Regions from separate parts of the Homo sapiens genome. Here region 2 is linked to region 1. A link is an interaction called in ENCODE POLR2A ChIA-PET data of the cell type or tissue named here. Cell type or tissue: MCF 10A. All regions are shown on one strand. Links, peaks and the distances in the headings refer to the core of each region. The heading gives the core; the rest is flanking DNA.

What was found. ChIA-PET counts read pairs that join two places held together with the same protein. Peaks named below come from ENCODE experiments on the same cell type or tissue, not always from the same donor. Only the 100,000 strongest peaks of a DNase experiment are listed, where the experiment ranks them.
Region 2: POLR2A ChIA-PET joins it to region 1 with 15 read pairs; 2 of 35 experiments call an interaction of 5 or more read pairs at or near these places.

Annotation. Positions count from the first base shown.
Region 1 is chr13:103,155,443-103,159,843 of GRCh38, reverse strand. No RefSeq gene overlaps it. Among named protein-coding and RNA genes, the nearest start is that of SLC10A2, 91 kb to the right of the region's middle. In MCF 10A, for the core only: no CTCF peak of the experiment used is centred there; a DNase peak (open chromatin) is centred at 2,593.
Region 2 is chr13:102,909,562-102,913,962 of GRCh38, reverse strand. No RefSeq gene overlaps it. Among named protein-coding and RNA genes, the nearest start is that of ERCC5, 66 kb to the right of the region's middle. In MCF 10A, for the core only: no CTCF peak of the experiment used is centred there; a DNase peak (open chromatin) is centred at 2,412.

The DNA of each region.
Region 1 (4,401 bases), core at 218-4,217:
ATGGACACGGAATGAAAATAAATGGACACGGAATGAAAATAAATGGACATGACTGTGCTCCAATAAAACTTTACCTATACGCACTGAAATTTGACTTTTACACATAATATTACCTTTCTTTTGAGCCATTCTGAGCTGAAAAGCTATATAAAGAGGAACCAGATTTGGCCTGAAGGCTGCAGATTGCCCATCCCTGGTCTAAATGAAAAAAGAATTCTAAGTTTCATATATTCCCAATGCATCTCATTGTCTTGCCTCTCACCAAGACATGCGCCAGTCACACAGGGAAATATCCCCAGCACCTTTGTTGACAAAAAGAGAAGAAGAGTCACATCTTAAGTTGTTTCGCAAGTATCCCAACCTCATAAGTGCCTGATACCACACAAAAGCAATCATGAATTAACATACTCAGTATAAGTTTATTGAAGGACTACTCTGTACCAGGACTGCACTGTGTAAGACACTAAGAATTATAGATGGCAGAGACCAAAATCCTTGGCCTCATAGGAGTTTATCTCGTGCAGTTCTTCCCTATCCTAAGTGCACATTAGAATCATCTACGTTGATTTCAAAAACTACAGGTAGTGGATATTTTTCAAAATACTCCCCAGACCAATTAAATCAGAATCTCTAAGGGAAGGACCTAGCCACCTTCAGAAAAATTGGCTTTTGAAAACGTCTACTGCCCACATTGCAGCCTCAGAAGTTGATTTAATTGCTTTGGGGTGGGCCTGGGCACAGGTAGTTTTTACGACTCTCCAGGTGATGCTAAAGTGCAGCCAAGACTATGCACACTGGCCTAGTGCTTTCAGGTAGGCAGGCTGGATGCATGAGCCTCAGGGGACCCATTAATTACACCTGCACCTAAAGGCAATTTGGGGAGGAGCCCACCTCCAGCTGGCCCGTAACTTCACTTTCATGGGGCCAGAGTGTTTAAACCTTGGCTAGACTCTCAGATCCCCAGACTCTCCATGGGCAGCTTTAAGTCTTCACAGCTCTCACCTTAAGATCTACTTTCTCAATTACCTCCCTTGTCCCACATGTTTATATCTCCATTTCCCCTTTCCCATCTTAGATAACCTTTACAACATAGCCTTCTTCCTATCAAGATCTGTGTAGAACAGATCTTCTCAAAGTGCAGCCCTGGACCAGTGCACCAGGGTCACCTGGGAACTTGTTAGAAATGCATGTTCTGTGGCCCACCCCAGATCTGTGAATCAGAAGCTCAAAGTAAGTCCTGGAACTCTGTGTTTCAACAACTTTTCCAGGTGATTCTGAAGCATACTCAAGTTTTGAGAACCAAGGACATAAAGAAATAAAGGGTGGAGTGGATTTTGATGATATCACTAAATAAAGCAGCAATTTCTCAAAAAAAACTGAAGCAATGGACTAAAATTTGGAGAGCTAAGATTTTTAGAATTTTAGCTCATTCAATTTCAGTCAAAAACTGCCACTCTTGGGGATTGCAATCTCCGGAATTAGAATTCTCTCTTAAACTAGATTTTATCACACATATCAAAGGACATTCCTGTCACTTGTAGGTCACTGACATAGAAACTAATTTGAAAATAAAAGGCAATAGTCATTGGTTTTATTGGCTTACTTTTTATTAACCTAGAAACAGTAAAGTTTTAAACGTCCCTAGTTCTCAAGGATCCAACATTACCCAAGATTAAGGGCTTAAAATAATTTCCAGGAAGAAGAAATGGACATGTGTATGTTAAAAGAGATCTTGATTGCTTCTCAGCCTTTTGGCTAAGACCAAGCAAAAGAGATCCTGTGTGATTCTAATTTCCCAGGATCTCTCCTCATACCCCCAATAGCCACTAATTTTCTCCTCTCTCTGTTGTTTTACTGAAACTGTGAGGGTTTGGGGTTTTTAGCCAATTAGAAAAAAATCTATTTAGTAACAGACATCTGTTCCAACAGCAAGAGGTTCCAGCATTTGGGTACCTGACTCAACAGAATAAAGTATTTTAGTCTGGCTTTGACATGTCAGGATATGGGCCAATAGGAAGAATTGCAAATATTATTCTGATTCTGACAAATTGCAGGTGCTGTGATTTATGTGGTGGCATCCTCTGTTTATTAGTGGGACCGTATTGAACTCCATGGTTTTCCTGTTTATATAATACACACAACTTTGCAGTAGTGAGCTGGTAAATGTTTCACAACCAGCTCTAGGTAGAGAGAATCGCATGGGGAAGCCTGAGTTGTTCTGCCAATTTCCATGAAATAAATACTCCCACCATGGCCAAGTTCAAGCTAGCAGTGAGATATCACTGCTTGTGGAGCTGGGGAGAGAGATGCACAGTAGCATGGCATTATGTAGTATTTCTACCATAAAGACACAAGAGATATCAGTAACCTCAAAAACATGGATAACAGTAAAATGTAGTTGAATACTTAGAAAGCGATGCATTTTGAGTATTTATTATTTTTGTTTTGATATCATTTATTTAATCTTATGATTATGTAATTTAATGTTTCATAATGTCCCTGTTTGACAACCAGCTCAAAAAATTCCTGAACGTTTTGCAACAGATCCTTCCAAGCAGGTAAAAGCTGGCTCTGACACAGCACTGTGAGTGAGTAGCCTTCTTGAACTGATCATCATTTCCTCTTTGCATTGTTTGTCAGGGAGTTCCATACAGAGGTTACAACACTAACCAGAGTGGTGAACGCTCACATCCATCCCTTCACCATACTGGACAGCGTAGAGAGGGATGGAGACAGAGCTCAGCAGAGCTGCATCACAGCCTTCAAAGTTACCTGCTTTATATATGTGTCTCTCTCCCCCAAAGAGCTGGTGAGTGCCTTAAAAATTGAGACTTATTGTTTACCTATGTATCGCAGTATTTGGCATCAAAATGGTTTTAATAAATGTGTACATTACAGCTTAATCACTCCACCACTGGAAAACAACATAAAACACGTATTCTGACAGCCTCTGGTCAGCACTGTCCTACTCTGAATTATGACTTCATGGCTCAACCATCTGACTCTTTAGTGGGTCACAGCAGTAGCAGATAGTGCAGGCAAAGCTGGGGCAGGGTGGACTGAGCCACCAGAAGACGCAGCACCTGGCTTTGGAGGAAGAGAGCCTTTAGAACAGATGATCCTCAAAAATGAGGTCACCTGATGGTGCATTTGGGAGCATGCCATTCCTATGTCATCCTCTGTGTGTAAAGAACAGTGCTAAAATCTCTCAAGCCAACCAAAGAAATGGTATCAGGGGAGAATGAGCAGAAGAGAATTAAGAAGTCTCTCAAAGACATTTTTATCTCCGAGAAAGTGGGGCACCACCCACGGCTGTCTCTACCCAGGAGAAAACCTGTTTAGAAAATGCTGATACACCATGAACCTTAAAAGGAAGGTTCACAGAGATATTTTCTTTTTAACTTCAGCAAGAAAAACACAACACTAAATATTCCAAACTGCTGCTCTAAATTTGTCAGAGACAAAAGAAACAGCAAGAGAGTTAAAGGCACGGTCATCTAAACACAACAGACTGTAAGAAGACTGTCTCCTGGGGGAAAAAATCTTGAAAAATAATCAGTGCACAACAAATATTATTAAGTGACAAAAGCAAACACAGTAAAATACAGGTGGAAAATATATTTTGGGCTGTAACCAGGCTAGAAAAACAAGACAAATAGGGAACTATAAAGGACTTCAGAATATAATTAGAAGGGCAATAAGAAATAACTGCCAACTAACAGAGAAGGGAAAGAGTGAAAATGCACCCAGGGTGTGTAATGAATGAGGTGCAAGGAGAGGGCGAATATATTTCACAGATTTCGATCCTCGTTCTCTTATTCCTATTAGATTTCAATCGAAATCAAAGCTATGCATGTAGAAGAACAGCAGGCTTAAGAAGATTTAACAATGAATACATATACAAAATGTATTCCTTTACCCAAGAAACTAAATTGAATCAAAATTCTCTCTGGCCTTCTCCCCCAACCCCTTGCGTTCTATCCAGTGTTATATTTGATCACACCCTGCGCTCAGAGAAACCTAGGTGCAAGTAAGGACGTGAAGCATGATAATTGCTCAGTGCACCACCTGTGAGACTCAAGGATGCAATAAGTTAAAGCCAGGGGGCCCCAGGCAGCAAAAACTTTCCATGGATTCTGTGGTTAGCAGGAGCAAAAGGTGGCTTCACAGTTAGAGCCTTGAAGTTTTTCCTGACTCAGGTAAGGGGAGTTCCCAGAGAGCTAGCTGATAGACCAGAAGGAGAGATATGGAGGCTAATCGAATTACAGCTCTGAAAAGCAGTAAATGAAGATCTCCACAGAGTTCTGGAGGGAAGTTCTCAAGTAGCTGTGATTCTGTCCTTCAGAAGACATTTGGCCATATCTGGAGACCCTTCTGATTGCCATGCTGGGGGAGGATGCT
Region 2 (4,401 bases), core at 162-4,161, 250 kb after region 1:
CCTAAGATGAGGAATCGGTTTGAAACTAAACAAAAGCCATTCACTTTCCACCTTGCATTACTTAAAAAAATACTTCTTATCTGAGTTTTTAACCATTCATCTGGGAGGAAGGAACCTCAAAATGGTTGACCTAGAAATAATTCAGCTTTGCAGAGGTGTCTGAGCCCAGACATTACCAAAGCCAGGAGGGACCTTTTAGAAGCATTTATAACTAGATCGATACGTCAACTTGTCCTGCCCTCAGCTCACTCGAGTTTTTGCTGAAACTGAAAGAAGAGCTAGAAACAAACTGCCAGAAGGCTCACAGTTGTCACAGATCGTGTAAGGAGACAAGTCTAGTTTTTGTAGCTCCTTTCCCTTCCTAGAAGGGCTCCAAGCAAGCTGATGTGATATCTGGCCTAGATATCTTTTCATTCTCAATGGCTGGTAAAACACCTGATAGAAAATGCTCAACAACTGCGCATTACATGAAAGAATGGATAAATGAATCATCACTGAAAGGCTAGACGAGGTATAGACTTTATAGCAACTAACTGAGTTCATTCCACTCAGCTCAATGGATGCTCTTTTCTGGAGACCTAGAGCAAAATGAAAAATATATGACATTAGCCAGAAAAGTGACACACTTTCATTTATTCAATTGACAAACATTTATTGACACCTGTGACATGCCAGGCCCAATGCAAGGCAATTGTACACAAAATGAAAAACATAGACTCTGCCTCATAAAGTTTAGTTTAGTTGAAAAGGCAGAGATCAGAACACATAAAGAAAGACAAAGAGATGTGAAATAGCCATCCTAGACTACATCATGGAGAGTACAGAGCAGGAGGCTGCCTGCTCTGGGAATTTATAGAGGAGGAACATTTGAGCTGGGTCTTTGTAGATAAGCAGGGAACCGAAATGGGAAAGAGATGGGTATTCCAGGCTCAGAGAGTGATGGCAAAGCAGAGAATGGCTCTGATGAAGAATGGGCTTGAGGGAGAGGAAGTCACTAAGCATCATGTTGATAGGGAAATGGGATGGGGTGGAGAAGAAAGGAGGTAGAGAGGGTGGAAGGAGAAGGAAAGAAAAAGGATGGAGACTAAGAGAGCTTGGCCTGTGATCGTTTGGCCAAGGGCCTGCGTTCTACCTGGAATACAGGTTTGGACTCTAACCTAAGGCAACAGGGCACCACAAACAAGTTTTAACCAGGACAGTGGCAAGCTCAGATTGTCTAGGAAGACAATGTAATTAACCTGGTCCACAAAGCAGTGTCCCTTTCGTTCCCCATTCATTCCTTGAGTGTGCTTCTGGAAGCTTTGCCTAAATGAATGTTTCCAAATGATACTAAAAGACTTTAAAAAAAGTTAAAAAGACAGTGTATGGAAGTTGTTGGTCAAGGGATGAAAAATTTCAGTTAGGAGGAATAAGTTCAAGAGATCTATTGTACAACATGGTGACTGTAGCTAATAGTGTATTGTATCCTTGAAAATTGCTGAGAGAGTAGATTTTAAGTGTTCTCATCACAATAATTTGATAAGTATGTGCGGGAATGCATATGTTAATTATCTTGATTTAGCTGTTCCACAAGTATACATATTTCAAAACATGCTATACATGATAAACATATACTTTGTCAATTAAATATATGTATATATATAATTTTTTTAATAACACTGTGAGAAATGGGTTGGAGCAGAAGAAAAATAAAGTCAGGAGACTGTTTGATAGCTATTGTAAGGGCAAAGTTTAGGAGGTAAAATTGATAACCCTTGATGATGAAATAATTCAAAAGCTAAAAGGAAACATGGACTTGATAATAATGGAGGTGTTTCCAGCCAGGACATCTGAGTGGTTGAAATGCTTCTTGAAAGACTAGAACCTCTACTTTTAACTCCAGAAAAGAGACACTTGGCCATCAAAATAGTCTCAAAATTGTCATCACTATGTTGAACTATTGTATCTTAAAGGCAGGAACAAATGGCATGTTTCCGATCTGTGTCAGAAAATAGCAAAAAATACTTTAATACAGAGGAGCCTCACAGAGATCAAGGAAACTATGACCTTAAAATATTATCATTTCTCAAAGGTCTAGTTTGTGTTTTCGGTGCCTTTGGTGAACGAGAAAGCAAAGGCTACCTTGGAATTAAGGATGAAAAATCATTTCAGTGATAAAGCTCCACATTCATTCACTCCTAACTTCCAGGTTTTAAATGCAATCTTGATTTTATCTCACCTAAGAACAAGAGTGTGCATTTGGTTTTCTTATTAAAGTTTGACTCAAAAAGCTGTGCAACTACTCAAGGTCCAGAGACAAAGAACAATGATGGAAAGGTGAAGCACATTTCACAGGAATGTGAGATGGCAGGTCTGAGCTAGCAGCGGCCCCTCCCTCCGCCTCGGCCTTGCAGATATTTGCCTCCTCTGCCGCAGGCCTCGGGGATCCAGGCCTGTACATTATTCATTTTGCCTTTGGCACCTGGAGCACACCTTTCAACCGCATGGACAGATGGATGGACATAGCTATGCTAGTAGTCACTTCCCCACTGCAAAATGCACCTGAAAACCACATCTTCCCAAGCTTTCCCTCAGGCATTTTAAATACTCAAAACCTGGTAAATTTTTCAATTTTACACCAAAGTGAACAAGTACCCTACTGTGCAGGAGTTTTACTCAACTCCAAAAGGAGAAAGTATTTTTTAAAAGTTATAAGCAGCTTAAATACGGTTTTGCACAATAAGCTGTTTCATTTGGCTTTTTATCTGTATCAAAACTAGACAGTAAAATGTTTACTGCTTCCTAACTAGATCTGGCAAAGGTTTTATTCTATGTCCTTACTTTGTATTTTCTCTCAGAAATCTCAGGAAATTAAGGATAAAATGAGTATTAACAATGTTTATGTTACAAATGTAAACACAGGAAAGTCAAGAAGCCTTTTAAACATTCCTGGTTTTTTTCTTTTTTTTTTTTTTTTGAGACAGGGTCCTATTCTGTCACCCAGGCTGCTATGCAGTGGCATGATCATAGCTCACTGTTGCCTCGACCTCCTGGGCTCAAGCCATCCTCCCGCCTCAGCCTCCCAATAGTTGGGACTACAGGCATGCACCACCACATGCAGCTAATATTTTAAAATTTTTTGTGAAGACAGGGTCTCCCTGTGTTGCCCAGGCTGGTCCTGAAGCTCCTCGGCTCAGGTGATCCTCCCATGTTGTCCTCCTAGATTGCTGGGATTACAGACGTGAGCAACCGTGCTGGCCTAGGAAGCATTTTAAAAAGGAAACATTTAATAGTCATTTTATTATCTATGCTGTTCCCAAGTAAAAGCTATATATTCTTGTCCTGTTTTCCAAATATTCCTCTGCTGAGGAATTGATATGTCAGAATAAACACACTTACAAAAGAATCTTTATTTTGCTTTTGTTGACTTGAGTTTGTAACTCAAATAAACTGAATTGCTCAATTGTTTCACATGTATCATAAACACAGTGAAGCGTTTAATTTTTCTTACTATATTTCTTGGTAATACCTGTCAAGTCAGCTAATCAAATAGATATCATCATCTACTCTGCTATGTTCTTTTTTCTCTTCTACTTATTATCTGAAACACACCAAAGGCAATGGGAGGCATGAGCGAATTTAAATCCCTTATAAATTATCCCTAGCAATGGTATTTTGCCTTTACCTTCAAGAAGGGCTTTTATAATGAACTCTCTTATAGGGACTTTGAAGAAAACAGAAGAGAGGCACGAAACTGAGCACCCTGTGGAGAGCCTTTCTAAACAGAAGGCCAGGCCATCTTCCCGCTCAGTTCTGCCTGGACAGCATTTGTTAGGGGCAAACAATTTTCTCCTCCTGAGCCCTGTACAAAACATTTTCAGGATCTAACTCCCAACACAGCAGATTTCTTGACATCTAATCACAGCTGCCTGGTTTTATTGCTAATAATGGTCTATTAAAATTCCAAATCAGCTTATTAGTATCTTTATGTATTTCTTCAATGAATAAAACAAGAATTCCAACAGAACTCTCTTTTTAAGTCAGTAACAAAGCATCAAAGTGATAAGGGACAAAAACCCAGAGAATTCATCTTTAAATTGCTATCAAGGGAAATGAAAACAAAAAAAAATGGGGGTCATTCACTGTAGCAACAACCTCTCTCCTGATAAAAAATAAAATGCCATGCATGCAGATATTGGCCAAGACAAAGGAGAGAAGTTATTTCTATTAAAGATCTTTCATGTAAGTGGCCATTTTCATTTGATGATATTTATAGCACTGTGAGAAAATTAAGTAAATTAAAAGTTTAACATTTGCATGCATCTATTTACACAAAAGACTTAAGTTTAAAACAAGATAATATGGTAAGATGATGTAGAAAGAGAAATAATTTCTCTGAAAGTAATTAAAGTTAAAAAATAA